Linked DNA regions of Homo sapiens: region 1 is linked to region 2. The links are chromatin loops, found by intact Hi-C in ENCODE. Cell type or tissue: heart right ventricle. All regions are shown on one strand. Links, peaks and the distances in the headings refer to the core of each region. The heading gives the core; the rest is flanking DNA.

Region 1 (15,976 bases), core at 2,544-10,543, 140 kb after region 2:
GCTGACCCTGAATGTCTCACCCTCTGAAGCATGAACCCAAGGTTTTCTCTGACTTATGAATCATATTTAAGATGACAATACTCTTTGAAGTTATTTTTCTTGAAGTATTAGCAAGAGGCATGTCCTAGGCTTCTCAGAGAGGTTTTGTGTAAATTAATGCTGCTTCTGGAATACATCAAAGGAAGTATAAATGCACAAATCATATCAGAGTCTCTCTCCAAGGTGTTTACTTCCCAAGCATCTAGACCAGCACTGTCCAACAGAAATAGAATGTGAGCTACACATGCAATATTTAATTTTTTAGTAGCACCATTTAACATAGTAAAATGAAACAGGTAAAATAAATTTCAGTAACACATTTAATTTAACTTATTATGTTCAAAATTTTATCGTTTCAATTAAGTCTTTAAAATCCCGTGTGTATTTTACGCTTACAGTACATCTCAGTTCAGCCAAGTCACGTCTCAAGTGCTCAATAGCCACGTGGGCCTAATGGCTACCACATTGGACAGCACAGTCTCTGTTTAGTTAGTGAAAGCCACCCAAAACAAAGCTATAGACTTAGAATAATTCTTTTGAATTGTTAAACTTTTGTAATTGACTAAACATGGTCCAATAGCCATGCCATTAGATCTTGTTTAGAGGCAAGCAAACTGTTGACCTGAAATAATGTTTTTGAATCATCAAAGCTTACAGAATTGTATAATTGATGAACTTGGGTCAATGACTTGCTTAGATTTTGTCCAAATGTGAAAGGTTTTCCATTTCAAAAAACTGTAGCTATGAGAATTTAAGATGTCACGATTAATTGGGTAAGGATTTTGATACTGGGCTATTTCACTTTATGAACAGAGCTGTCTCAAATCCACCAAAATGACTTATGATGAGAATCTCTATACCAGCAGCAGAAAACAAGCTAACAATGCTATTGAAGTCAGAATGTATCATTTGCATATCTTGTGACATGTCTGTGGTAACACTTTGCCCTTGGCAAAGGTCAGAGACACAGACATGGAGCCTCAAGGACTGGTCTCCAATCTCCTTATAATTAGCTTTGCAGACATGAAATTCCTGACCCTGAAAAGAGAATGCCTCCCTCCACTGAGAAACAGTATCTAGTCTCTTCCTGTGTGAGAATGTTTTGCTTCAATGTAAACAAACTAAAGAGTTGAAAAATGAGGTGCAAATATGCTCTCTTCCAAGTAAACAACCAAGCCAGTTAGAATATGATTTTCCTGGAATGTGTTGTGAATTCCAAAGGCAGGCACACACTTGTCAAAAGAACAGAACGTCCTATGATGGATATGGACTGAAGTGGAATACATTCATGCATAAATTCCACAAATCCAACCATGCATTTACATTTTTATAATGTTTACATATATATATATATATATATATATATTCAAATATTTTCTGGATCTTAAGGCATAGCAAGTGTTTATTTTAAAGAACTTTGTTTTGTGGATCATTAGAACCAATCTTATTTGGTAGCATCACTGAATATTACATCACCTTCTAACATCTCTGACGCCTGTCTTGCTTTTTGTTTTTTTAACAAGAGAGATACAACACAATGACTAAAAAGAGAAATGCTTCCCAAACTACTTAAGTATCTTAGAACAATTTTAATTAAGTATGGTTTATTAAGCTACTAAACATCCAGCCAGATAGGTATATGTCCCCTGCTACTTATATTCCTAACTGGAAGGGCTTTTGTTAGTGTTACCCTTTGAGTTGGTTCTCAGGGCTGGGGGTAGGGTGAGGTAAGTGAAGCATTCACTTCAGGTGCAAAATTTGAGGAGGCATCAAAAAACTCAATAATCAAGAAAAATAATGTTTCTAATACAACATTTTTTAAAAATCAAAATTAATGCAAAAAAATATGATGAAAAAAATAACAAAACTTTAAATAAAGACAAAATGTGACCCTGCACAACTCTGCCTCAACTCCTTCACCCTAGACCTAGCTCTGTTCAACCCCCTGCTTTGGAGGGAAGAGTGAATGGTCTGTGGGTGGATTGCAGACAAGGAATCAAGCGGTGTGCTCTTCCTTCAGAGTTGAGCAACCTGCTCTGTTCCTCTATACTGTGAGCACCATCTGGTTAGGCCCCCACTATGGGAGGGCTTGCAGCTGGCCAGAGCTGCCATTGTCTCTAAAGTACAATCATATGTCTTTCAACAAAAGCGACACTTTCTGAGGAGTGCATCATTAGGTGATTTCGTTATTGTACAAACATAAGTAAACATCAGTGTACTTACAGAAACCTAGTTGTATAGCCTACTATGTATCTAGGCTATATGGGATAGCCTATTGCTCCTAGGCTACCAAGCTGTATAGCATGTTACCGTCCTGAATTCTCTAGGCAATTGTAACATAATGGGGAAGAATTGTGTATATAAGCATATCTAAACATAGAAAAGGTACAGTAAAAATATGGTATAAAAGATAAAAATTTGTGTGCTTATATAGGACACTTACCATGAATGGAGTTTGCAGTACTGGAAGTTGCTCTGGGTCAATGTTAGTGTGAAACTGACCCAGTTGTCCCATAGAGCTGACGTTTATGGTTTCCTGGACTAAACATAGAAATGGATCCACCCAGTTTTAAAACTTGAGAAAATTATACTTGTTTTGTCTGAGTTCCTTTCTCTGGAAACCAACCATCAGACCTCCCAGATAGTAGCAAGGAGTTGAAACTCACCAAATCACTTCATTTGGACAGTGAGATGTCAGACCCCTCACCCCCATCATGATTGCCTAACTGACCACCTGCTTTCCATTGACCAATTCCTCTTACTTATCCCTCCCCAATTCCTGTTTTCCCACACAGGATTACATTTCTTCCCTGCTATATAACCCCTAATTTTACTGGTCCAGAGAGGTGGATTTGAGACTGATCTTCCATCTCCTTGGCTGTAGCACTTAATTGAAGTCTTCTTCCTTGGCGATATCCATTGTCTCAGCGATTAGCTTTCTGTGCGGTGAGCAGCAGGACCTAACCTAGACTGCACCCCTGATGTTTTGGTAACAAATGAGTGGTGAGTTAATGTGAAGGCCTAGGACATTACTGTACACTACTGTAGACTTTATAAACATTGTACACCTAGGCTAAACTAAGTTTATTTTAAAATATTTTTCTTTCTTCAATAATAAATTAACCCTAGCTTACTATAACTTTTTTATTTTATAAACTTTTTTATTTTTAAAATTTGTTTATTCTTTTGTCAAAGCACTTAGTTTAAAACACAAACACATTGTACAGCTGCACAAAATTTTATTTCCTTATATCTTTATTGTATAAAGTTTTTTCCATTTAAAAAACTGTACTTTTTAAACATTTTTGTTAAAAACTAAGACACAAACACACACATTAGCCTTGGCCAACACAGGGTCAGGATCATCAATATCATTGTCTTCCACATCCATATCTTGTCCCACTGGAAGGTCTTCAGGAACAATAGCATACATGGAGCTGTTATCTCCTATGACAACAATGCCTACTGGAACACCTCCTGAAGGATCTGCCTGAGGCTGTTTTATAGCTAACACTTAAAAAAAATAACTAGAAGGAGTATACTCTAAAATACCAATAACAAATATGTTTAGTAAATACATAAACCAGTAACATAGTCATTTATTATCATTACCAAGTATTATGGACTGCACATAATTGTATGTGTTATATATACCTTTATAAGATTGGCAAGGCAGTAGGTTTATTTACACCAATATCAGCACAAACATGGGAGTAATGCATTGCACTATGACTTTATGATGGCTACAATGTCAAAAGCAATGGAAATTTTTCAGCTCCATTAGAATCTCATGGGACCAATGGTATATACACTGTCTGTCATCGACTGAAACATTATTATGTGGCACATGACTATATTAGCAAGCCCACCTTGTTTAGAGACCAAGCATCAGGTTCCCCAACAGTCTTGGTGAAAACAGCAACATTTTCCTCTCCATCTGCCTAACTTTTGTGGATGTGTATGTCTCTTAATAGATTCTGAATTCAGGCAAGTGAAAAGGGGTAGTTCGTTCTGAATCCTCTAACATCCAGTCATATAATACTGGAACTCCTGCACATTCTTGTAGTCATCATAACAAATAGTCTTATGTTATACAGATGCTGTGCATCAGTCACTCTTTCCTATGTGTTTTAGGATGATAGTGGTAGGGCCATTCAAATTCCTGTATCTTAAGTTCACCAGAAATAAACTAAAAATATTCTTTATTTCCTCTGGGTTTGCTTCTGTTTCATTCTGTAGAGAATACTTGAAAGAAGAACTAGGCATATTTTAGTTAGACCCTAAATGATCTTAGGCCTACTTCTCATGACCTTCAGACAGAGCCCATCACTGCCACCAATTGTCACTAGTTGTTGACTTCCCAAACATAACACAATATGAATTGCATCAAACTCTGTCTTCAATTGGCTTGTAGTCTAAAATAGGCCAAACCAAATCATATAGGCTGCATGGAAAATGGAAAATGTATTGAATAATTAATTAAGGGCACAGAAATATCTTCTTCATAAAGAAAATGAATTCTATTGCTACATGTCCTGATTTGAGTCTTTATTTCACAAGGTAGAAATAAGACGGGGACCCATAATAGTGGCATTCCCAGAGAAGAGGGGCATGATACAACAGTAGTTTTATGCAGTAAGAACAATTAAATGTGCACAAAATAATAAGCGATGTTTTTCAAAATTTTGATGCCTGAAGAGAAGAGGAAAGGGGCAGAATTGGAGTGCACTTGACAGAGAGGAGAGAGAATGACCTGAGACCAGGTAGGTGGGAGATAGGAAGACACTGTCAGAAAACAAATACCAGGCTCCAGAAATTATCGGCAAAAAGGGACATAACTTCCTTTGTCCATAGCCAGCCACCTGCTTTCACATGTACCTTTAAACTCCCACACATCCTTCATCACTTGCTTACTAATGCCTGGAATTCCTTTATCTGCAAGTGAAGGTATTTATAAAAAGTCAGATGAAGAATCATTAAATTCAAATATGTATTGACATCACGAATGAAACTCAATCACAATAAAATGTAGGCAGCTAATCCATCATTAAACTCCTCATTCTAATGAGGCAAAGACTGAAATATGAAGATGAAGATATGCATGCACTGGTTACATTTGTATCCTCAGTACCTAGCACAGCATCGGGAATTAGCATGTGCTAGATAAATATTTGTTGCATGAAGAAGTCAAGGAAGGAATGGAAATGGGGCAAGATAGAGAGAGGGTTGATGGGGGGTGCTGTGAAAAAGCAGGGAAGCAAGAGAGTAAAAGTGTGTGCGTGGACACAGATGAAAGGAGAATGGCTGGCCCATCGTGACACGGATTTTTCCAGGTGCTTTGTATTTTTCCATTAATTTTTACAACAGTCATGTATGTAAACTATTAAAGAATATGTTCAGCTTCTCATAGCAGAAAATCCAGCACACAGCAGCTTAAACAAATAGGGGATTATTTTCCTCTCCAACTGCCTGACTTCTGTGGATATGTGTGTCTCTCAATAGATTCTGAATTCAGGTGAGGGAAAAGCAATAGTTGGTGCTGAATCCTCTAAAATCCATGCACATAATACTAGGACTTCTACACATCCTTGTAGTCATCATAACAAATAGTCTTCTGTTATACAGATGTGTGCATCAATCACTCTTTCCTACGTGTTCAAGGTAACAAGGTCTATGTAGGCAGGTGAAGACTGGTGTTAGTTTAGTGGCTCAACAAGGCTGGCAACTTTATGAGTCTGCTTTATAGCATAGCGGCTTCAGTTTCCTACCTAAGGTCCATATTCAGAGGGAAAAAAATGAAGAAAAAGAGAGAACCAATGTGTCTTTCTACCTTCTCAGGAAAGCAAGTCTTCAAGAATTCTCATCAGATTTCCACTTGGAACTCATTGGTTAGAAATGTATCACCTTGTCTACTTTTCAGCAAAAAGATTCAGGAAAACAACTCCTTTTTCTGGTCAGCTTGGCATTCTGAATGAAATCTAGGTTTTGTTAGTAATGAAAAAAAAAGGGTGAATAGATTTTTAGTAGGCAATAGTTTTCTAATGCAATGATAGAAAATTACCACAAATGTAGCAACTCAAAACAACGTAATAGAAAAGAGAGCCTTCCCAAATACAACACACACTTACTATAGCCCAGTTTCTGTGAGTGTGGAGCTTGGGGATGGCTTAGCTGGGTCCTCTGCTCAGGATCTGAGAAGGCTACAATCAAGTGTCAGATGAGCTGTGTTCCTTTCCAGAGTTGAAGTCCTCTTCCAAGCTCAGGTGGTCATTGACAGAATTCATTTCCATGCTGCTGTATCACCAATGTCCTCAGGTCCTTTGAGCTGCCCACAGTATCCTGCCATGTTGCCCTCTCTCTTCACACCATTCACTTCACAGCAGCTTGCTTTAAGCTCAGCAGCAGAGCCTCTCTCTCTTTCCATCTGTCTATCTCTCTCCTCTCTTTCTCTCTGTCTCTCTCACTCTCATCTGCTGATATGGTTTGGCTGTGTCTCTACCCAAATCTCATCTTGAACTGTGGCTCCCATAATTCCCACGTGTTGTGAGAGGGAGCCAGTGGGAGATAATTGAATCATAGGGGGAGTTTCCCCCATACTGTTCTCATAGTAGTGAGTAAATCTCACGAGATCTGATGCTTTTATATAAAGAGTTTTCCCATTTGCTTGGCTCTCATTTTCTCTGTTTGCCTGCCACCATGTAACATGTCGCTTTGTTCCTCCTTGCCTTCCACCATCATTGTGGGCCTCCTCAGCCATGTGGAACTGTGAGTCAATTAAACCTCTTTTCTTTAAAAATTACCCAGTCTCTGCTATGTCTTTATCAGCAGTGTGGAAATGAACTAATACATAGGCTAAGATGAAGTCTCATATAACGAAACATAATCATGGTAGTGACAACCCATCACCTTTACAGCATAACATCATCTAATCAAGGGGGTGACATCTCACAGCCTTTGCCATATTCCTTTGTTTAGAAACACGTTGACATGTTAGGAGAGGGGATCATACAAGGGCGTGGATCACTAACTAGTATTCCAAGGGGGTCATCCTAAGGTGTGTCTGCCACAGCAATAACAATGTAATAGAGAAACCAAAAGGGGATTCATTGAAGCTTGGAAGCCCACTTACGTCACACAACAAGTAAAGAGACAATACCAGGCAATACTGTCTGGAAACTCCAGATGTCCGACTAGGTGAGCATTTTCTAAAATACTTTTACAGACCTCACTTTTACAAGATAATATCTGGTGAGTTTCGAAATAAACAGTTTTGGAATGCTAGAATAACTAAAGTTAAACAGATTTCTCTAATTAAAAACTTTTTATCACTTTTATTGTAAATCTCATAGGAATGAAAGCCTTCCCAAATTAATCTGATGCTGGAACACTTTTGTTCATAAAACAATAATAAGAATAGCTAAAAACCATAAAGAACATTCTATGCCACAGGCATTATTCTAAACACAGTCATAGGTCAATAATACTGAAGGGGCTGCCAGAGGCTGTGCTTGTGTGTGCTTGTGTGCATGTGCACGTGTGCTGATACGGGTGGCTCCAGGACAATATATGGCAATACATGGATGGTGCAGCTTCTTTTTCTCCTCCCTCCAACTCCCACACTTCCAATCTCACACCAATACCTGCAGCAAAGGGGCCTAGAAGAGATAGTGGTAAAAGGATGAGAAGGATGAACTTGAAAACGAGAAAAAAGACACAATTCCTCACATCTTCAGACACATGGAACATCATTTCAACAACCACTGAATGGCTCAGATCCAGATCTCCAATTCCAGGTCTAGTGCTTTGCCAGTTCTGTTGTGGCAATGTGTATTAAAGAAAAAGAATGGCTAATTTGCTAATCACACATTCTGTAACAAGATCCATTCATATCTAAAACTTTTATCTGGTAGGAAAGGGATAGACCAGAAGCTGCATCTTTTATAGTCTTCTCCCTGAAGTTACCAAGGTTGATTTATGTTTTTATTTTGTTACAATCTTCTGCTTTCTTCCTGACTTCCTTTGGTTGGTTATCCATTCCCTGAGATTTGTTTTCTTAAAAGAAGGATGGAGGATGATGTTAGCTGGCAGCCAGGAAGTGGGTGTCACCGCCACAAAAGGTCAGTGGAGGGCTACAACCAGCATCATGGAAAGGGGCCTCTTAGTAAGGAAACATGGCCGTGCATTTCTCCAAGACCACGTGACAACCAAGAATCCTCTAGAGCTGGACAAGAGGAAATATTCCGGGAATGGCTTTGTGGTTGGCTGGACATTTGCACAAAGTCCTAAGAGAATTTTTAAGGGACCTGCCCAAACTCTGCCTGTCTATGTAAAAACTTTACTTGCATTCTTTGTTTCTTCATTTTCTACATTAAGACTGATGTCAAAATGAAACATAATTGGGCAGTTAGCAGCATTGCAAAAGCAATGAACTGAGATGTAACCCATTCATAAATAAAACCTATTACTTAATCGTTTACATTCATACAAGTATTTTTAGTTTTTGAAAATAACCAAGGAAATTCTCAGAAAATGTCAAGAGAAAAACTCAAAAGAAAGCCTCTCACAGACATGCAGGAGTCTGATAACAGTTTAAAATATTAATCTGACCTATTTTTTTTTTTACTTGTTACAACTTGGGCTTGCTCTAGATCATACCATCTTTAATTGGTGCGTTTGCTTTGCACTAGACTGTTTGCCTTTCTTCAGTTAACGAAGGAATTTTCCTGCATGAAATGATACAAACAAAGGTCAGATATCTGGGGCCAGAGTGTCAGCAGGAGCCCATGTTCTGGACTGTAAGGGGTAAATTACCACTGGTCACAAAGAAAAAGAGAGAGAGAGAGTAATTGGGTCTTGGTTTTCTGTTTTCCTGCAGGAAGATAATTGTGTTATTCACATGTCCATTTCCACTTAAGGAAAAAATAAACACATAGCAGATTACAGTATTCCAACACTCTGAATTACCCTTCTTTATCTCCATTTTAAAAGCGAAAGTCTTTTTCTATAACCGGTTAATTCCTGAGCTTCTGTCTTGTCTTCTTCCTCACTATGGAAGGATTTCTTCCCAGCACATGTTTATGTATTTTGAGGACTAACTAGTATTTCAAACTTCAGTATTCTTGCTTTTCTTTACCACACACTAATGAGAATTATTCTTGAATAACATTGTGCATTAATTATGGCTCCAGAGAGCAAGATTCCATTCAAGTTCAAGATAGGTTAATTCTAATTAGCATAAAGGTTAGAGATTGAATTTGAAAAGCTACTGTAATAAGCCATGAAACAACCAGGAAAACCACAGATTTTCTCTATGGGTAGTGATATATTGTGTTTGTTTATTTGTTAACACAAGCCGTAGTTCAGGAAGGGGCTGGATCATCAGACAGCAATGAGACCTGGAAAGGATGTGGGTAGTTGGACAGGGGCAGGGAGAAGAGAGTGCATTAAGAGGAATTAACAGAAAATATAATATGTAATCAATCCCTCAGCTCAGGAGGCAGCAATCTTTTCCTGTCAAAAGCCAGAGAGCAAATATTTTAGGCTGTGTGGACTACATACAATCTCTGTAGCCAATTGTTCTTTGTTTGCTTGTTTTTCTTAGAATGCTTTAAAAGATAAAAGCTATTTTTAATTTTTAGACCAAACACAAACAAGACGCATGCCAGACTGGGCCAATGAACTGTAGTTTGTGAACCCTGCTTTAGTCCATTTACACACAGCCATTAAAATTGACCTTTTTTAAAAAAAAAAAAAAAAAAGATTCAGAAATAAAGATGTCTAGTTGTTTAAAAATAGCTCAATCAGGTCATGGGTCAAATATGAGAAAACTTTTGGATTGTTAAAATATAATCCAGGGTGGGCCAGGCACAGTGGCTCATGCCTGTAATCCCAGCACTTTGAGAGGCCAAGGTGGGCAGATCACTTAAGGTCAAGAGTTTAAGACCAGCCTAGCCAACATGGTGAAAGCCCGTCTCTACTAAAAATACAAAAATTGGGTGAATGTGGTGCTGGGGGCCTGTAATCCCAGCTACTTGGGAGGCCGAGGCAGAAGAATTGCTTGAACCCAGGAAGCGGAGGTTGCAGTGAACTGAGATCACACCACTGCACTACAGCCTGGGTGACAGAGCCAGACTCCATCTCAAAAAATGAAAATAAAATAATAATAATAATCCAAGGTGTTAAGTCAAAGAGACAGATTTATTTGTGAGTTTTTGTTTTTTTCCCCCAACCCCCCCCCCAAAAAAAATTAAACTTAAAAAGGTGATTGTAGCGTCTAATTAAAGTTTTGGACTTCAAAAATAGAAAATTTACTCTTCTTTATCTATTTGTCTAAAATCCATGAAATATGTCGTAAGAGACCATAGCTGCCTAATATAGTCTGAGGACTGCCAGTTATATATTTCTCATAAATGCCAGGATAATGTTAATTCTTGGTTTGGCTATAAGAAAGGAGGAAGAGGATGAGAAAAACTAAGACAATATAATAACCACCAATAACCGATATAATTAACAAGCGTAAAGACTAATAATTAATAACCATTTAGCTGAACAGATGAGCTTTTAAAAGGCACAATCAAAGGTAAAAACTTTCTTTCTCATCACAAAAATGTAATCAAACAAAGACTACTTAATTATTTAAGATGAGTCTTACAAAAGCTAAGAGTCCTCCTCCATGGTAGGAGATGAGGTCACTGACCCAGGGATTGTAGAATGAAGGTTTTCTGAAATTCCCTTGCATTGCTTTAATGTTAGGGGGAAATACTTTTATCCTATCCCCATCTTAAACACCAAATTCCTTTAAAGTCTTTATGTGAATCTTGAATTCTCCCCTGCAATAGATTCTCACCATTTTCTTATCAAAGAATGGCCGATTCATTAAATTTCAATGAATGCTATTAAAATTTCAGTGGGATGGCCCATGCCTACCTTACAGTTTCATCAACTCCTAATGCCACACACCCTTGAGGTCACACCTTTTCCACATTGACTTGCAGGGAGCCAGCTGCAAGGGGCTGAAGAATTTCCACTGCCAAAATATACCCCTCTGCCCCAGTGACTGAGTGTTCACCTTTACAAACTCCCAGCTATTAGCTAAGGCTTCTGGTTAGGACAAAATGGAGGACAAAATCCAGACCTAGGGACCAGGAAAAATTCTTTACATGACTATGTGTAGTTTTCCAAAACATACCTATGTCACAATTTGCATCAATTAGAGAATATTTTATATGTACCAGAAAACTGCTACTGAAAAGGCAGAAACTAGAAATCCTTGGGCAACATTATCATTTTAACACCGATTTTAATCTATCTGCTTTGCTTACAACACTAAATTACTATTAAATCAAGTTTAGCCGAAAGCTCCTTACATATTTTAACTTCAGCCTAAAAATTTCTCTGTACATAGTGAACTGCAACCTAACTGGACATGTTAACAAACTGTAACCTGTTCTTGTACCCATCACAGAGTTTTGGCCAATCACAGGCAGCCGACTGATTAAATCATGTGCCAATAAGGGAAAACCCAAGCTGTAGCCAATCCAGCAGTTTCTGTACCTCATTTCCATTTATTGTCCATAAATACAACTTGACCATGTGGCAGCTCCAGAGCCCTCTTAGCCCATTCTGGTTCAGGGGACTGCCCAATACGTGAATTGTTCTTTGGTCTATTACACTCTGTTAAGTTTAATTTGTTTAAGGTTTTTCTTTTAACATAACATCATACTACAACAATGAGAGGAATGCTACATTACTCCCACTTTACAGCTGAGAGAACTGAGTCTCAGAAAGGGTAAGTAACTTGCCCACAATACCAGGGCTGGTAAGTAGAGAACAGTGTGAACCCAGGTTGTTTGACTCCACAGCCTGTGTTCTTTAACCCTCTGCTCTTGACAATATTATTCAGACACAAAACTACGTTAAAATCAAAATATTTATGAGTAATTTAGCAACTTCTTACAGTTATATTGCTTTATGCTGAAATTAACAATACCTCTCTTTAATAACCCCATCACTGATTACCATTATAATGTAAGCTGGCATATTATAAAGAGGAAAGAAAAAGAGTACTTCTCGCTCTTAGCTTCCTATGGATCACTGATGTCTGGTAGAATCTAATGCACCACTTCATTAGCTTGTACTTAATAGTAAATTGTTTGGGCCCTGCAGAGCCCCTAGTGGTCTCACCAGCCACCTTTCATGCTTCCATTTGTTAATGTTCAGCTGCTTCTTCTCATTAATATGGAAACATGAAGTGATTTCAGCTTATTTCCAAATTTTGTCTTGATACCAAGTGGTCTTTTCTCTGGGTATGGGTCTTTGGGTAGCCACTGGAAGGTTTTTGTCTGAAGTCTGAAATGTCTTATAGTAACACAGACATTCCTTAGAAACTGAACTATCTCATAACCCTGATAACAAGCAAAAGTAAAAATTGTCAGGCAATTTGACAATGCAACTATAAATCACCATGACCTGCTCTTCATTCCCCATGAAGACTTGCTCTGACATAGTTCTTCGCTTCTTCCAATACAAAAAGCATGTGACTCTCTTGGACTCCGGCTATGGAAAAAATATTTGGCTAATATGTTTCATGCTATCCTAGGTTTTTTTCCCTATAATTAACTCTCAGATGGACTTTGTCAGAGTTGTCCTCATCTCGTTCAGCAGTCATTTTTTCTTGCTGTATGAGTGTGATGAAGTTAACATGTTGCCCCACTGTGATCATCTCAGCTTTCCAAACAAAAAAATTCACTCCGCAACTATCAAGATGGGCAGAAAGGCAATTTGAGCTTCCTGCTTCTGCATGCTTTGTATCTGTGAACTTTTCCATCCAAAGTTCAGGGGGTTCAGGGGTAAAGGTATAGCTCCAGTATGCATCATTTCTGGTGTGCAGATACCAGACATGTAAGCAGCCCTTAAAACAAAAGGATGTGTGTTTTTGATAAAAATATTTTTATTTTTTAGGAGTGTGAGAAACTGTCTGGGCTTACAGAAACTCCGTCAATCTTGGATTGAGCGCCTATTCTCCTTCATATAGTTATAAGAAATAATATTACAGTGTTCAATTCTTTCAGTTTCAAATCATAGTACACAAAAGCATATAATACAACTTGCCATTTAACCACTTATTTATTACTGAAAAGTGATAGTGTACAGTTAATTGTCCACACAAATGAAGCAGAATACTCTTATAATTATTTATATTTATCAAAAGATCGTGCTGTAGTATTGCCCTGGTTTTATGAGTGAGTTGCCTCTATTTCTACATTTCATTTTATATTAGACCAAGGGAAAATTCTAGCCCAACTCTTTAACCACCATCCTAACCCCACCCCTTTAACACCATCCCTGTGCCATTCCTTTACTCCCATTTTACAGCTTATGTCCTTTCCTTTAGTTCTTATAAAGTGTTCACATGCAGTTTTACTTTTGAATGTCATACTGAATGGTATGGATTGAATTGTGTCCCCCCAAAAATTCATATGTGAAAGCCCTAACCCCCAGTGCCTCAGAGTCTGATTGTATTTGGTATTTGGAGATGGAGTCTTGAAAGAAGTAACTAAATTAAAATGAGGTCATTAGGGTGGGTCATAATGCCGTATGACAGAACATTGTAATAAGAGGTTAGGACACAGACCACACTTGAGAGGGATGACCATGTGAGGCCACAGTTAGAAGGTGGCTATCTTCAAGCCAAGGAGAGAGGCCTCGGGAAAAAAACAAACTGCTAGCAGGGCATGGTGGCTCACGACTGTAGTCCCAGCACTTTGGGAAGCCGAGGCAGGAAGATCATGAGGTCAGGAGTTCAAGACCAGCCTGGCCAACAGGGAGAAACCCTGTCTCTACTAAAAAAAAAAAAAAAAAAATTAGCCGGGCATGGTGACACGCTCCTGTAATCCTAGCTACTCACGAGTCTGTGGCAGGAAAATTGCTTGAACCTGGGAGGGAGAGGTTGCGGTGAGCCGAGATCGTGCCACTGGACTCCAGCCTGGGTGACAGAGTGAGACTCTGAAAAAAAAAACAAACCTGCCAATGCGTTGATCTTGAACTTCTAGCCTCCAGAATTGTGAGAATATAAATTTCTGTTGTTCAAATCAGCCAATGTGTGGTATTTTGTTATGACAGCCCTAGGAAACTAATACACTAGATAAATTACAAAGATTTCAATATGGAGAGGCAGACCAGACATGTGCATAACAGTCAGAGCTTCCAAAAAAGAAGAGTTTCTAAAATCAAGATTCTAGTCAAGTTATTTACTTCCTACTGGTAAATTGCAACAATTACAAAATAGAGACATCGAGACTGTGTTGTGAGGATTAATGAGATCACATTGGCTAAGTGCTCCTTTAGAGATAACTACATAATTTACCACCTGGGTACATGATTTTTAAAAACCCAGTTTTCTTTCATGTGCAATGTATAGTGAGTAACGCCAGCAGCCTTCATTAATCTTCTTTCTTTTTTTTTTTTTTTTATTAACTAATGCTGTTATAGGAGGGGTTTTGAACCAAGGCTAAAACCAAGAAATCTTAAAAAAAAAAAGGAAGAAAAGGCAGATAACTAAGAAGGCAGAAAAGAAATTGATTTCTATCATTTTTACTGAATACATTAACCTTATAGCCAAATTCCACCAAATTCATTTGTCAGTCTATGTAACAAAACAGAATGAGAAAAAAATTCCAAAGTAGATCAAATTGGAATAAGATCTACTGGATGGACATCTCTTTGAACTTCAATTTCTTTATCTGCAGAAGTGATGACCAAATGCTCCATCTTTATCTGCAAAATGCAATGACAAGCTTCCTTCTTATAATTACAGTCTAAGTAATTCAGACCTACACTCCTATTGAGAACAAGCAGTCAGACAAAATATTTAAAATGATAATAATATTTTTATCTTAAAAGCATCTAAGAGATAATGAGATACTGAGGAATTATTGGGTGAAAATCTGGAAGATGAGATCCTAGAGAGTAAGGCCAGGACTCAAAGCTACTTTTGCTCTGAAGTCATCTTCTGATTTATTAAAAATAAAACTGTGACAAAACTGAGTTGAGTTTTTGGCAGATTTAGAGGCTAGAAAGTGAAAACTTTAATCCCAAGGTGTATCAAAGGTGGGGACTCTGATAAACCATCCTCAGTGTATTAGTCAGCTCAGACTGCCATAACCAAGTATCACAGACTGGGAGGCTTGAATAACAGAAATTGATTTCTTACAGTTCTAGGGGGCTGGAAGTCCAAGATCAAAGTCCTGATAGGATTTAGTTTCTGTTGAGGGCCCTCTTTCTTGCTTGTATGTGGTTGCCTTCTTGCTGTGTTTTCACATGGCAGAGAGAGAGAGAGAGAGCTCTTTATGATAGGATTAGGGGCAGTAATCCTATCAGATTGGTGTCCCACCCTTATGATCTTAATTACATCCTTACACCAAATACAGTCACAGTGAAGGTTAGGGGTTCAACTTATGAATTGATGGGGAAGGAGAGGGGAGATATAATTCAGTCCATAGCACCCAGTTAACCTGAAACCTCATAGCCTCTGGGCAAGAAAGCTTGGAAGTTACCCAGCTCTCCCACAGATCTGCAGTGTTCCGGGTGGTCCAGAGAACATCAGGCCTTGAACTAGAATCAAGAGATTCTCGGAGGCTCCTGGGAGCACTGCATGTCTGGATCAACGGTGGCTCAACAAGTGTTCCTTCACAATACAGACTTTATATTTAATACACACTTTCATATGTGTGTTATATTTCACTTATTGAAGACTTCTTGATATAGTGATAATGCCTGCCTCTCAGGCTTATTATTGGAATTTAATGACGATATCAAGGATTCAGTGTAGTGTCTGATGTTTGCTCAATAAGTCTTCGTATCCTTTTCCTTATCTCCATTTTCTCTCTCAATTTTGCTTCATTTCTTCTCCCCACTGACCTCTTCTCCCTGTAGTACT
Region 2 (15,976 bases), core at 5,214-13,213:
CTAGCAAATCACTGTTAGAGGTAGGGATGTTTCTGAAGAATTCTAACCACTGGCCACAAGACAACAACAGTTCTATAAAGTTAGTGGGCATCAGAACCATGTGAAGGGCTTATTACAACAAGATTGAGATTCCTGCTCCTCACCTCCAAAATTCATGATGCAGAGGGTCTGTGGTGGGCCCCAAAATGTGCATTTCTAACAAGTTGCAGGTGGTGCTGATGCTGCTAATCTGGGGACCACACTTTGAGAACCACTACTCAAGAGAATGAGCTATTGAATGAGGACACTAATTCAGAGGAGACTTTTTAACAGCTTTGAGTAGAGGCTGGCTCAACTGACCTTGACAAAGGAGCAACCAGCCATACCTGTGAGACTGGGTGAACGAAGCCTGCCAGCAGAGGGCAGTGCAAGAAATAATAGGCACCCCAAGTGTGAACAGAGCTATTGTTCTAATTTCACCTGACTTAACTGCATGACGAGAATCCGAAATGATTCACTGTTTAAGTAAGGTTAAGTAGTGATTCTTCAACATAGCTGTTTTGAGTGATCAACTGCAAGGTAAATATTTTGGGGTCGATCCTCAGGCCTGGAATACTCACATGGCCAAGTCATATATTGGTTATGGAGGATCCCAAAGGAGGCAGTGAAAAATCTTACAGCTTAAAAGCCCAGTTGTCAGGGATATTATTTGGCAAAAATATGTTTCAACTTCTCTATATGAGTCTCTTCCATTTCCATTCATATACTCCCTTGTCGAACTTGACTCTGTGAAGGGCAACACTAAATTTTACCTCCTTTGCTAAGATATTGATATGAGAGTGGTGTGGAAAATATGTCACTTTCTCATGAAAAAAATAATAGGAAACCCTGAAACTTTGCTCTAAACTTTAGCCAAATTGACTCACGAAGTTTAATTTTGGTTATCATTTCATGTTCAAAATTCAGGACAAAATGGTGAAAGAAAATACTAGATAGTAGTTTTGTTACATTTGTTTTATTATCTCAAATCGGGTTTCTGTTACAAAATATGTTTAGAGCTACTATCAAAAATAGTGTCATCATATTGATCTGAATTACAGAATGGTAAGGTACTGAGCATTTGGTTCAATTTTGTCACTTAAAGGTAGCATTGGTCATGCCAATTGATGACAAGGGCATCAAAAGGAGCAATAGCGACAAAGGGAGTACTATTAACATATGCTGTTTTATAAATAAAGTCCAAGATTTGAACCAAAGTAATCCAAGCTGAAACACTGGCATTTTACATAGAGTCAAATATTATCACCAATGTGAAATGCATTACAAGGTAGAAAAATACATTTCCTATTGTTTTCAAAAGATAATATCTATATTTTATGTTTGATGTTTATTTATTTATTTATTTATTTATTATACTTTAAGTTTTAGGGTACATGTGCACAACCTGCAGGTTTGTTACATATGTATACATGTGCCATGTTGGTGTGCTGCACCCATATATGAGTTAATGGGTATGTTCGATGTTTAAATCAGAAAGTTGTTCCGCCAAAATCTGAGAAATTAAGAACTTTTTATGTAACTCTATCACTTCTTTCTGAAGTATGACATGCCATATTATGTGATCATAGCAATAATCTAATTGCAATGACTAGTTCTTACACCACAGATTTTCAGACTCACTGTGGGATGGATAGTAAAGGATGGCAATGGTTGGTTAAATAGGGAAAAAGAATACGGACCAATGAATATGCAGGATGAATGAACAGCATTTACTGATGAACAACACAATTCCCCTCTATTAATACCAAGGACTGAATTACAACTGAGATCCTTGCTCTTCACACACTGGCAAAGACCTTTGGCAGCAGAGGGCTGAGTCATTTTTATCTGCCGTGTTGCCATGGGATTCTACTGCCCTGGAGATCCTTCTACTGGCACCTGTAGCACCAGCAATGTGCATCACTCGCACTGGGAACTCTCTCAGGGAAGAAGCAGAGACAACCCACCTGCGAACTTTTCAAAATCAGAAAGTGTCATTTTTGCAGTGATTGAGTTATCTCTTTTCCATGAATGAGCATAGCTTGATCATTTTTGCTTTTAACCTGATGTCACTAAGAGCTGTATGTGTGTGTGTGTCTGTGTGTGTGTTTAAGTATAACTGACTTCTAATGTATCAATATGACAAATGAATTACTGGATTGACTCATTTTTTCTCTGAGCACAGAATATCAAGATGCATATCATTAAGCTCTGCTATTCTGTCTTGCTCAGAAAAAACTGAAAAAAATAAAAAACTTAAAATATTCAACATAATTAATCACCAATTAATACTGAAAGCATATGTTATATTTTAAATGCCTGAAATATATATATTTTACATTTTAGGGTAAGAATGAGTCTATCTAGTTAGGCAAAATTTCCATGAGATAGCATTCATCCATTTATATTTTATGATTACTCAGAGCCCTGGCTGAAATTTAGGTTTTACTTCCAATAAAGAACATTTTTCTTAGATTAATAATATCATAAGACCAAAGAGGAATGTTTGAACTTATTAAAAATAGATAACTCTTCAAATATGCTAGAACAATTTAGAAAAATTGATTTACATTTAAATAATTTATGTATTTATATGATTATTATCTGTCTGATAAAATTTTATCTGTTGCTGTCTAAGATTATTCTACAATAATTCATTAACATAATTTGAAAAATTCTCGGCACTTAAAAGTCATTCAACATTTCTTTAGAATTTATGTTCTACATGAATTTGTGAACAGAGAAGAGTAATAGAACTCAGAGCTCAATATTTTGTTTCTTTACAATTCTATGAGAAATGCATAATTTTATGAAAATTTAAAATTTTTGATTCAACTGATATTTATGGAATGTTTACTATGTGCCAAAAGGCATTAGTTGCTATGACAAAGACTGAAAGATGTCTATCCCATGTTCAATCTTTACTTCTTCCTGAGCAGAACTCTGTTTTCTGTTGGGTGTGGGAATGGCAGTGTATCTAACTGAGAAACTGCATTTCCCAGCTTTCTTTTCAGATAAAGAGGCCACATGACGAAGATCTGGCCAGTAAGTTGTAGTAGAAGGTGTACAGTGAGCTGATTTGGCCAGATGTCAGCCCTTCCATCTTTCTTCAGCTTGTTGCTTGGAACAAAAAATTGAGGGCTGGAGTTCCATGATAAAAACCAGCATTCAAAAGAGAGGGAGAGAGAGAGAATGAGGGAGAGAGGGGGGAGCGAAGGAGAAGGGGAGAGGAGGGAACAAAAGGGGAGGGGAAGGAAGGGAGAATAAAGAGAGAAAGAGAGAGAGAGAGAGAGAAGGAGATTTACTATAAACAATTGTCTCATGAGGGTATGAGGGCTGACAAGTCCCAAGATGGGCAATCAACAAGCTGGGGGTCCAGGAGAGCCAATTGTGTAGTTCCAGTCTGAAGTCCAGTAGGCTCAAGTCCCAGGAAGAACTGATGTTTCAGTTTAAGTGGAAAGAGAGGAGAAGACTGATGTCCCTGTTTGGAGGCAATCAGGCAGCAGGAATTTCTCTCTTATTTAGCCTTTTGGTTCTATTCAGACCTTCAACTGATTGACTAAGGCCCAGAAACTTTAGGGAGGACAATCTGCTTTACTCAGTCTACCAATTTAAATGTTAATCTCATCACAAACACCCTCATAGCACACCCAGAATAATGTTTGACCAAATATCAAGGCCATCCATGACCTAGTCAAGTGGACACATAAAACTAACCATTATAGTGATATGACACAGCAGCCCTGAACAGTGTGCTTCTACATTTCCTCTGTGTGAAAGAGGAATAAATCTCTACATTGTTTAGCCCACTGTTTTACAGACCTCTTGCAGCCAAATGCAATTTCTAGCTGATATAGTGACTACAGCCACATAGGATTATCTGAATTTCCCACAAATATTTTAGAATTTCAAACATCATTTCGCATAAGAAATGCTCAGCAAATACATTCTAATGTTGATATCTAAGATCAGGACAAAATCTCTACTAAACTAATTTATATGACTATAATCCATAAATTAAACCATATTATGTTATAAAAATTCTTTCTTACTTAAAAAATCCCAGTTTTCTTTCTTTTATGTTACTTTCCATTCATTTCACCTGGTTAATTCACATTCATCTTTCAGAATTATGTGTCAACCCTTCCAGGGAGTTTTCCAGACATGAGGTATTTCTCCCAAGTTCTCCATTAGCACGCTGCACTTGCTACCTTCTGTTATTTTGAATACTTAGTCATCTGATGAGTTCTCAGAGAACGGATGTTTTATTGAGGCTTCTTTTCTTCTAAATATTTGGGGCCTCATGTGAGGAGGGCTAAGTTAATTTTACTTCTGAATTCATTGCATATTATCTCACTTTGTTCTCACAAAACCATCCAACACCTAGTACTAATTTGTTTACTCACTTACTTAAACCCTTTTATCTCTATATACACTCCAATTTCTCTCTGTTATCCCATAGGCAACCTGAGTAATGTGTTCATGTGTACCGTCATATTCATACATGTCCTTGTAAATTGTTTTGTTTCACATGCAGGTATTTAACTTTTTTATTAAAGGTGTTATGCATAGTCTGTGTTTTAATTTGTTAACTAAACATATTCTGTATTTTGATTTGCTTATTCAATACTATATTTTTAAGATCCCTTCATGGTGCCATGTATATATTTAATCAATTGCATCTAGCTGGAGCATAATGTTCTCTTTAATACAGCTGCCACAATTTTCCTATTTATTCTCACAAGGACATTTTAGTGGTTCCAAATTCCCATCACCACATAACTAAATAACAAGCATTCATTTACAATTCCCTTTAGATTGTGAGAATTTGTGTGTGTGTACAATATTTATATATATTATAAATACATACACATATGTGTATAATGTATGTTTTTATGTATACATATATTATATGTACATACATGTGTGTATAAGTGTGTATAAATGTAACTATCTCTTAAAAGCTGTATTGCTGGGTCACAGGAAACTCACATGTTTAATTTGACTAAGCAGTGCAAAAATACTCTCCAAAATAGCTGAACCTATCTCCTCTCCTACCATAAGCATATGAGAATATCAATATGCCAATGTCCTTACCAACATTTGGCATTACTTACCTTCCAAATTTTTAGCTGTCTAGCCATGTAAAATGGTATTTTGTTTTTTATTTTGCATTTCTCTGATTACTGATATATTTAAGAATCACTTTACATACTTCTCAGGCTTTTGGGGGTTCTTCTTTTCTGTATCATTGTGCATTCTTATTGGATTGCTGTTTTTTGTTAATGTTGATGATTTTCAGGAGTTCCTTGTGTTCCTTATACATGAAGAAGTTTCCAGAGTTAGACATTTGAAATATATTCTCCCATTTTGCCACATGTCCATTACCTAATCCATTAAATCCCTTATTGAACAGAAATACTTATTTTGATGTGAAACAATCAAGTTTACCTTATAGTTTGTACTTTTTGAAGCTTTGTTTACAAAGTTCTTCCCCACCTCATCTCTTAATCAAAAAGATATTCTCTTATATTTTTATTTTACCAACTTCCAGATTTGTCTTTCATGTTTTGGTATTTAATTCATCTGGACTCTACCATTGTATGTGGAAATAGGTAGGAATCCAGTTTTATTTTTTCTCCATATAGTGAATCAATTTTCCCAAGGTCATTTTCTAAACGACTAGTTTTTTCCCATTATTTATGGTTTCCTGTTTATGATAAGTACATACACAAACCTGTGCGAGCTTTTTATTGTATCTTATTATGTGTGTGTGTGTCTTAACTGTTATTATTCATCATGTCAATCTCTATATCCTGGGAATCTGATAGAATGCCTAGAATTATTGTGTAGAATAAATGACAATGACCTATTTATACTAAAGCCTTTTAAACCAGTGTTCACTTAACATAATTGTCAAATCAAACAGAGCTCTCTTCCCACTTTAAACATAGCCTGATGCTCACAGTCTCTAAACACTCACAGCTGAAATCTCACTTGCTCTTGCATTTTTGTATCCACCAGCCAAATTGTATTTTCTCTTTCTTTCTTTCTTTTCTTTTTCTTTCTTTCTTTCTTTCTTTCTTTCTTTCTTTCTTTCTTTCTTTCTTTCTTTCTTTCTTTCTCTTTCTTTCTTCTTTCTTTCTTTCTTTCTTTCTTTCTTTCTTTCTTTCTTTCTTTCTTTCTTTCTTTTTTCTTTCTTTCTTTTTTTTTCTGAGAAGGAGTCTCGCTCTGTCACCAGGCTGGAGTGCAGTGGCACGATCTCTGCTTACTACAACCTCTGCCTCTCAGGTTCACGTGATTCTCCTGCCTCAGCCTCCTGAGTAGTTGGGACTACAGGCATGCGACACCATGCCCAGCTAATTTTTGTATTTTTAGTAGAGACTTGGTTTCACCATGTTGACCAGGATGGTCTCAATCTTTTGACCTCGTGATCCACCCGCCTCAGCCTCCCAAGTGCTGGGATTACAGGCGTGAGCCACCGTGCCTGGCCCAAACTGTATTCTTATAAGCATTAGGTATCTTAGTTCCCAAAGTGTTTATGCCCACTGTACTTACTGTAACTATACAGTTTAAATATTACATAAACAAATGAAATGGGAGTGAAAAGAGGGGGTTGTTTCAATAAAAACTGTTTTTGAAGTATTGCAAAAAGGAGAATTGTTAAATGATTATTGCAAAAGAGGTGTGGACTAGGCAACTGTGAATGATTGGGACAAAAGGATGTAAATAATAAAGATGCAGAAGAATTCTCCACTCAGATGGCTTTACATTCCTGTCCACTTGAGAGTAACCAAAACTGGAAAACACAGACTATGTCTCAACGGACATGTTCTATGTAATTCAGGTGAATTATAATTATAAACAAGGTATCTGCATCCCAAAATAATGGCCTCTAATCAAAAGATTGACACAAGAATATATATCTATACACACACACACATACATATACACATATATACACAAACACATTGAAAGAACATGTATGTATGTATCATTATTATAATCATTTTTATGATATTTATGATTCCTTGTTTTAATCAACTTTTGCAATTTACTAATTAATTATGAGATTGGATAAGAGACAATCTATAAGGCAACTGCATAAAGGGAGTCACAGGTTCTAAATAAGCACACATTCGAAATTTGAGAATACATTTAGAAAACTATTCTCCAAGAATTTATTTAGATCATTTAACTTTTTTCCCCTTTGATTATTAAAATTAGAGGTACTAGGGTAAAGATTATATTAACATGAGGACAGAGCACATACATCCATCTTTCCTACTACCTAATTTATTTTTATTTTCCTTTTTGAGACAGGGTCCTGCTCTGTTGGTCAGGCTAGAGTGCCGTGGTGCTATCAGGGCTCACTGCATCTTCAACCTACTGGGCTTGAGTGATCCTCCTACCTCAGCCTCCCGAGTAGCTGGAACTACAGGTGTGTGCAACCATGCTCAGTTAATTTTCGTATTTTTTTTTGTAGAGATGGGGTTTTGTCATGTTGTCCAGGCTGGTCTCAAACTGCTGGGCTCCAGAGATCCTCCTGCCTTGGCCTCCCAAAGTGCTGAGATTACAGGCATGAGCCACCACACCCAGTCTACTACTTAAATTTTTTAGAGGAACAAATCCAGAACAGCAGTTACAAACAGAAAGAATACCACCAGCTCCTGGGAAATTTTGAGGAATTCCTGAAAGATAGGAAGCAGATGGAGTCAGAATGTCAGAGAAACAAAAGCAGAGAAAACAACAGCCAAAACACACAGATGAGAAAATTACTTTTAAAAGCAATTTCACTTATAATCAAAACTCGGAATCAAAAATCAAGAGGAGCTTAGGAAATAGTCAGGGTAACTGAAGTACCACATTTTGATTAACCAGGCCAATTTCACCCCTCTTGTGCCCACTTATGTTAAACAACAGGCAGTAGCTATGAGTCTCCCAAATATTCTTTTTTAAAACTATCTCCAAAGAAAACCCAGGTCTTTAATAACGTGAGTGATCTTCAAAGATAAGGTTCTTCACACTACTGATGGGAGTAGTGTGAGAAAAACAGAGTAAGGCCTAAAAAAATCTTCACCCTCCATAAGGAAACTGGAGAAAGAAAGAGAGAGACAGAGAGGGAGAGAAAAGAGGAAGAAGAAGAAGAAGAAGAGGAAGAGGAAGAAGAAGAAGAAGAAGAAGAAGAGGAAGAAGAGAAAGAAAGAAAGAAGGAAAGAAAGAAAGAAAGAAAGAAAGAAAGAAAGAAAGAAAGAAAGAAAGAAAAAGAAAGAAAGAAAGAAAGAAAAAAGAAAGAGAGAGAAAGAGGGGCAATGGACTTCAGCTTGCGCATGCTAAAGCCATAACTACGTTACTTCCTGAAGTGTGTATTTTTGCCATAAAAGGCTCCCACAATAAATATTAGGCTTTGAAAAGTAGGAAAGTACCCCAACTAATTTAAGACTATTGAATTAGCAGAGAGCTCCCACACTCTGAAAGAATCTTCAAAAGCTGGCAAACCACATTCTTGTCCTTCCATACAATTTTCAGAGAAGGCTACTTTAATCAGAACATATGTTCACAAACAATTAAACATTGATTATCATATGCAAATATGAACCATCAACAATCACTGAGGATTTGAGTAAAAGCACCAGAAAAAAGAGGCCCCACATTCACCAAATAACAGAATGCCCAATGCAGTGGAGTGAGAAGAACAAACAGAAGACAACTAACATACAGGTACAATTTCTATCTCAGAGAGGTTTTAGGTGACAGCGCATTTATAAGACAAGAAAAGGATTTCATGAAAAAGAAGCAGAGATCTTGGAAAAACATGCTCACAGAAGTTAAAAATAAAAGCAATTCAATAAATGTGCTGAGTGGTACATTGGGAATAGCAGAAGATAGAATGAATAAGCTGGAATATCTCCCTGAGGGATATTGTTGGAATGCATGAGCAAAGGACAAAGAAATGAAACACATGTAAGAAAAGCTGAGAGATCTTTACACTATGTATATGCATTTATATCTATTTTCATTTGATCATTATAGCCACCTCCTAAGGTGGATTAAATTACTAATGTTCACTTGGCAGATGGGGGAAACAGTGTTGCAGTGTCACGCAGTATCCTAGAGCAAGTCAATAGTACTGCTCAGTCTAGGATTTGAGTCTCTTAAGCCCCAGGCCAAGTTCTTTCTGTCTTTGACAGTATGTGAATGACTATTGAGCTCAGATAACCAGTAAATTCCTGTTTTTTACATTATAGTACTAGGACATCCAAAAGGAGAGCATCAAGATGCTGTATCTCGGGCAAAGTTAAGGAGGCTGAAGCCCAGAGAAGGCTGTTGGATTTGGCAACTGACAAACTTTCAGAAAGGTTTCATCAGGGCTGTGGTTCTCATAAGTCAGTAGCTTTATTGGGAACTTATGAACCTGGTGAATTCTGGGCCTAATCTTCAGAAATTATGATTCAGGTAGTGTACATGGCTTCAGAATCTCCAATTTAATAGATACCCCAGATAATTCAGAAGCAGGTTCAGAATTGAAAGCACAGAGTGGAGGATTTGGAGAGGTCAAGGTGGCTAGAATTCCCAAGATGGAGGGCCAGAAAGGAGAGAGAGTTCTGAAGACATAGAGTTTTCCTTAAGTCTTCAGCTAAAACCTGTCAGCACATGATTGTGAGCAAATGACTGCAGTCTTAGGGAAAAAAACGCTGAAGCAATTGGAACAATTTCTGGAGATTACCCAAGACCAGAAGTAGTTCATGTCACACTTGCCAGAGTGAAATATTTTTGTAATACAAAGGGCACTAATAGAGTACTCAGAAACGTATTGCCTCACTAGTGAAGCCAAATTAGCCCTAACTCAAAGAGCGGTCATGTACATCTAACAAAGCAAAAAACCAAGCCTTGGAAGGATCAAAATCTTTCCGAGTAATTTAACTACATCCTAAAGCAGAACTCAAGGATATTTAAAGAAATATTCCTTATTCACAAAAGACTGTAATGAGAAAAATTAACTAGTAGAAACAGATCCAGAAATTACACGTGATAAAATTAGTAGATAAGGACATAAAAACAGTTATAATTACAGTCCATATACTCAAAAAGGTAGAGGAAAGCATGAACATGTTAAAAGAGATGTGGAAGTATTAAAAAGACAAATAGGACTTCTAGAGCTAAAAACAATATCTAAAGAATGAGATTAACAATGGGTTAAACACTAGAAAAAAATATTAGTGAATTTAAAGTCCTAGCAATGTAAATGATCAAAAAGTAAAATATAGAGAGAAAAGAGAGTAAAAAAAATATGAATACACCATCAGCAAACTGCAACCCAACTTTGAGCATGTATGTGGTTTGTAGTCCCTGGGTTGAAAAAAGAGGAAAGAAATATAATTGAAGAATTATGAATAAAAAATTTCTAAATTAAATGAAAATGATCCAAAAAGCTCAATGAACTCAAACACAAAGAACTTGAAGACATTTACGTGGAAGGCCTAACATAAATTAAATTGCCTATAGACTGTAATAAAGAGAAAAGTTTTTAATGCAGCCAGAGAAAAAAAGACATATTACTTGCCAATATATAAATATAAGGATGGCATTAGAGCTCTCATTAGAAATAATACGAATTAGAAAATAGTGGGGCAGCATCTTTAAAGTACTGTAGTAAAAATAATGAGAAGGATAAGGCCTTCCCTATCTTTGTGTCAGAGCCCAGAATAAATGTCCAGAAAATAGTCTGAATATAATAGTTCTTGATAAATAAGTGAATATGTAGGCCTTTTTTTCTCCAATCAATGGTTAGTTTAAGGGGTAGAGTTGTGTTTTTACAAATACAACAATCAAAATTCAGAATAAAATTGTAAATGTGAATACCATGTATCACTGTACACTTCTGCAATGGTATTTTGATATATGAGAAATCTTTAAAAACCATTAAATTTATTATCTATAGGGAGAAAAGTAGAAATGATGGATTAAAGCAAGAAAAAATAACATTTTTAAAATTCTTCTCCTAAACAAAGGGTGGTTAATATCAAGTGAAAGTCCCCATATACACTCTGGCATTCAGCTAAATCCAGTCATGCTCTACCTAGAGCTGGATGCATTTTCTTTCATTTTCTCCCTTCTCTTCATTTTCCTCGCTGGATCTATCCTCTCATAAAAGTCACCAGAAAGCAGATGAATATCCATAGAAGCAAATTCCCAGAGGGTTCTAAGGTCCCGATAGCTGTTGCTAACCTTGCTCAGAGTGCAGATGGCTGGAGGCAAACTCTCACATGAAACCCAAGGCCCAGCAGTAGAGTTCAAGCTCTTATGAATAAATCATGCTCCTCCACTCAATATTCTGGCCTTGGGTGCTGGGTAGCATTTGTCATTCACCTGAGTCCAAACATGTCATTATAGAATTGAAGAAATTTTTGATTATATATTCTTTATGAACCACCTACATACAACACTTGGGACTTCTTGGGCACAGGCACATCTGTGCAAAGAATTCTAAACTTGCTCTTGATATAATGGCCTTGACAGTGACAGAGTCTCCCACCTGCCCCTCAATGAAAGGATGCATTTGACTCAATAATAATTAGCATCCATTATGGGAGAGCTCTTTTTGAGGACTGAGTATGGTCCTCCCAGGCTGCAGGTGCAGAATTATCCCCGTGACCTTTTGCTCCAGGATCAGTCATCGAGGAAAGGAGCGGGAGCCGTCAGGAGGGAATCACAGGCTGTTTATCTTCTCTAAGAATCATTGTCTGGCCTCTGCTATTCATGTCAGCGGCAGCATTTTCCTCTCGGGAAACCTACAGGAGAGGCTGAGATGCCTCATCTGTGTGCTTGCTTGCTGGAGCCTTGCGAAGAGGCACCTGGTTTTATTTTCTGTGTATCTTTATGCTCATTCTCAAAGAAAGAAAATCTACTTTATTACAAGGAACAAAAACATAATAGAAAGAACACAGGTGGCTGAATGCTGACTGACAGGCAAGCACATAAGGAATAAGATGCCAGACAAGGCCTCTGTGTTTCCAAATGGCAGCTTCTGGCTGCCAGCGTAAGTGTGGAGCCTGCTGTGTTTGGAGGAACGCTAACCAAAAGTAGCCAAAACCCTGACCCTTCTTCACTCACAAGCTTCAAATAATGCAGGTATTACAAGATGCTACATGGAAACTTGTCTTTTCTCTCATTTGCTTTGGGTTTTTGCTTCATGTCACAGGAACAGAAAGAAAAAATCAAAAGGCAGCTGTGAACAGCTTGTTTTCTGAAGAACTGTTTTGAGAATTCTATAGATTGAATGCTTTTCTGGCTCTTTGCCATTCTTGGTGATAAACAGAACTCCTGTTTAAGCACTTCTCAGTTCCCGCTGATCCGTCATGGTGCTTTACAAATCATTTTGTACCGTCGATTACAATGATCTGTGTCCTTCCTTCCTCCCCAGCCCCAGAAGCTCCTCAGGAGAGAGTCTGCATCTGACTCATGTTTGCTTTGCCCGCCACCCTTCCTGGTGTTCCTGAGAGTGGGTGGCAGCTGGGGGAGGAAAGACCCCAGAGGCCAGGAGAACTGGGACCAGTCAATTGGAGCATTTAAGCTTCAGATTTCTATCATGAAAACTGGAGCCATAAGATCAACCCATTTACTGTAGGTCTTTATTTGAAAATCATTTTCTCCATGAACTTCACCATCAAATTTCAACACCCCTAATATTTTATATTGCCCTCCCCTACTTTAGATTTTTTTCTTTTGTACTTATCACAGTCTGAAATACTATTTAGTTTGCTCAGTTTTCTTGTACATTGTCCATTCACTCCATTATATGATGGCAGGGACTTCTGCCTATTCTGTTTCCTACTTTATTCAGAGTGGTTAAACAGTGCCTGGTATGTAGTAGGCTCTTGATAAATATCTGCTTAGCTAATTAATTAAAGAATAGAAGCATGTAAATTCTTTGCATATTGTCGTTGCTTAAAAATTGTTTGCTTAAAAGTGACTTGGCCGAATGAATAAACCAAATTAAATTCAACAAAAATGTTCATGTATTTGTGGAAGTTATTTGATAAATTACATGTTTAGTAACATTATGTCTGCTAGAGTTTTCGTACCTATATGTTTAAAAAGAAGTATTATTGGCCAGGTGTGGTGGCTCACGCCTGTAATCCCAGCACTTTTGGAGGCTTAGGCAGGCAGATCACGAGTTCAGGAGGTCGAGACCAACCCAGCTAACACAGTGAAACCCCATCTCTACTAAAAATACAAAAAAAATTTATCCAGGCATGGTGGCACGTGCCTGTAGTCCCAGCTACTCGGGAGGCTGAGACAGGAGAATTGCTTGAACCAGGGAGGCAGAGTTTGTAGTCAGCCAAGATTGCACCACTGCCCTCCAGCCTAGGCAACAGAGCGAGAATCCGTCTCAAAAAAAAAAAAAAAAAAGAAAAAGAAAAAGAAGTATGTATTATTAACTTTTCTTTTCCTACTTCAGAAATTCTCAGTGTGGCATCTATATCACTAATGGCATTAGCTGAAAGGAAAACAAAGACTCAAATTAATGTGCAAATTATAAATCTTGCTTATTGATTTGGTTGCAAAGAGCCATAGTAAATACAGAGGTGAATATAAGAATTGAGCAAGTGTTTAAACACAATTTGATTGTCCATGGGTTCACAGCTTCCAATAACATTTAGGTTGGATTATTTTGAACTCTCAGCTTTGACCTGTTTTAATTGCATTTACTGTTTTTAGAGTAATACTTCATATTACCAAGCCTGAAATATATTGTTGAAGCAATTGTGGCAAAGTTCTTTATGATTTCAAACACCTGTGGTAGGTGGAGAAATGCCCCCCTCAACCCCCTGCAAAGACATCCATCTTCTAATTCTTGAAATTAGATTACAAGAATTCACAATTCTTGAAATTGTGAATGTCACCTTACATGGAAAAAAGGGAGTTTGTGGATATGATTAAGGATTTTGAGATGGGAGGATTATCCTGGATTATCCTGGATTTTCCAGGTAGGCTCAGTCTAATCACATGAAAAGTGAAGACCTTTCCTTGTTCTGATCAGAGGGAAATGCAACAATGAAAGAGTGGTGATATGGTTTGGCTGTGTCCCTACCCAAATCTCACCTTGAATTGCAATAATCCCCACATGTCAAGGGTGGGGCTAGGTGGAGAAAATTGAATCATGGGGGCAGTTTCCCCCATACTGTTCTCATGATGGTGAATAAGTCTCACGAAATCTGATGGTTTTATAAATGAGAGTTCTCCTGCACAAGCTCTCTTGACTGCCTCCATGTAAAATGTGACTTTGCTCTTCATTTGCCTTCTGCCATGATTGTGAGGCCTACCCAGCCATGCTGAACTGTGAATCCATTAAACCTCTTTCCTTTATAAATTACCCAGTTTTGGGTATGCTTTATTAGCAGCGTGAGAACAGACTAATACAAGTGGTCAGAGAGATTTGAAGGTGGAAGAAGGGAAAGGGGGCCTCAAGAAGCTACAAAAGACAGGGAAATGGCTCTCCCTCCAGGTTCCAGAAGGAAGCACAGCCCTGCTGGCACCTTGATATTAGCTCAATAAGACCAATATCACATTTCTGACCTACAGAACTGTAAGATAACAAATTTTTGTTGTTTCATGGCACTCAGTTTGTCGTTGTTTGTTACAGCAGCAATAGAAAAACTAATATTCTACCTGTTCTGATCTCACTTCCCACTATGTCCCTCTCTGCATTTTATTCTAATAGCTATATTTGTGCCCCAAAAACATGGAACATTGAATCAAGACAGAGACTTCCATACCTTTACTCTTACTGTTCCCTCCACTGGCACCATGTCCCCACCTTTAAAGCGATCACCCATTATTCACAGTCCAGATTGAATCATCTCTGGGTCCCAAGTCAAATATAATCACTCCTTTTTCATTTCTTTTTCATTGAGTTCTTGCACACTTAAGTAGCATTTTTTTTTACTTTGTCTTGCAGTATGTTTACTTTGGTCTCCTCCACCATGGTTCCCAAAGGACAGAGCCCTGTGCTTTTCATCTTTGTATCCTTTACAGCACCTAGCTTAGAATCATACATGCAACGCCCATTTGATATATTTTTGCTAATTAAATGACTGCAGAATGGCAGATTGTCTGTTTATTTTCCTAATCTGTGGAAAGAGTTGTAGGAAACAGTATTGCTCAGTTGTGCTCTGGGTTTGGTAGAGAAACAGTCTTGGATGCACATTAAAGAATGGATAGTAAATATCTATTACCAGGTGTCAGGAAGTTAATTCATGTGAGATCTCATAAGTGGGTGGAAATGCTTATAGAAAACAGCCTGAATGACTCGGAACCACTAAATAAAAACACTATATAATGTAATCAAAGACAAAAAAACTGAATAAGTAATAAAACAGGTGGTTGTGTGACACAACTCAAAGAGAAAGGGGCTATTCCCTAAAAATAAAAATTAAAGGACAAAATTTCAAGAGGTTTGCTTAAAATGAGAATGATCAAAAAAATACACTATAAAGAAAAACATATCCAAGAAGAAAGGATGAGAACACAGCTCAGTCATAAAAATGGCAAGCATCTTAATTCCTCTCCATGCTCAGAAAACTCACTGGCAAATAGAACATTTAACCTATTTTTTCTTTCATTCGACAAATATTATTTCTGTACCAAATATCTGTAATATATTTTGATAATTTCTGGGGATATGGAATTAAATGAATATACTTCTTGCTATAAAGTTGCTCACAACATAGTAAGGGCAGAAGGTGGTTTATATGGAGTAGGTTTGAAAATGGAAAAGGGAATCCACAGTTATAATTCAGTGGAATAAGTGCCAGAGTATTTCTATTACTCTTTCCTATGTACATTAGTTAGGATTTTTTTGGCTATAAAAAACCTAACTCAAAATAGATTATGGAAAGTGGAAATGTATTGACCTCTATAACTAACAAGCTCATGGGTGGAGCTAAATTCATTC

Evidence for each region. A loop is a pair of places that touch in the nucleus more often than their neighbours do. Peaks named below come from ENCODE experiments on the same cell type or tissue, not always from the same donor. Only the 100,000 strongest peaks of a DNase experiment are listed, where the experiment ranks them.
Region 1: a loop joins it to region 2, with 2.1 times the contacts of the local background. A loop is called at or near these places in 6 of 110 quality-filtered maps.

What each region holds. Positions count from the first base shown.
Region 1 is chr6:113,449,145-113,465,120 of GRCh38, forward strand. No RefSeq gene overlaps it. Among named protein-coding and RNA genes, the nearest start is that of LINC02518, 24 kb to the left of the region's middle. In heart right ventricle, for the core only: no CTCF peak of the experiment used is centred there; no DNase peak of the experiment used is centred there; H3K27ac peaks cover 1,018 bases.
Region 2 is chr6:113,306,344-113,322,319 of GRCh38, forward strand. No RefSeq gene overlaps it. Among named protein-coding and RNA genes, the nearest start is that of LINC02518, 120 kb to the right of the region's middle. In heart right ventricle, for the core only: no CTCF peak of the experiment used is centred there; no DNase peak of the experiment used is centred there; H3K27ac peaks cover 849 bases.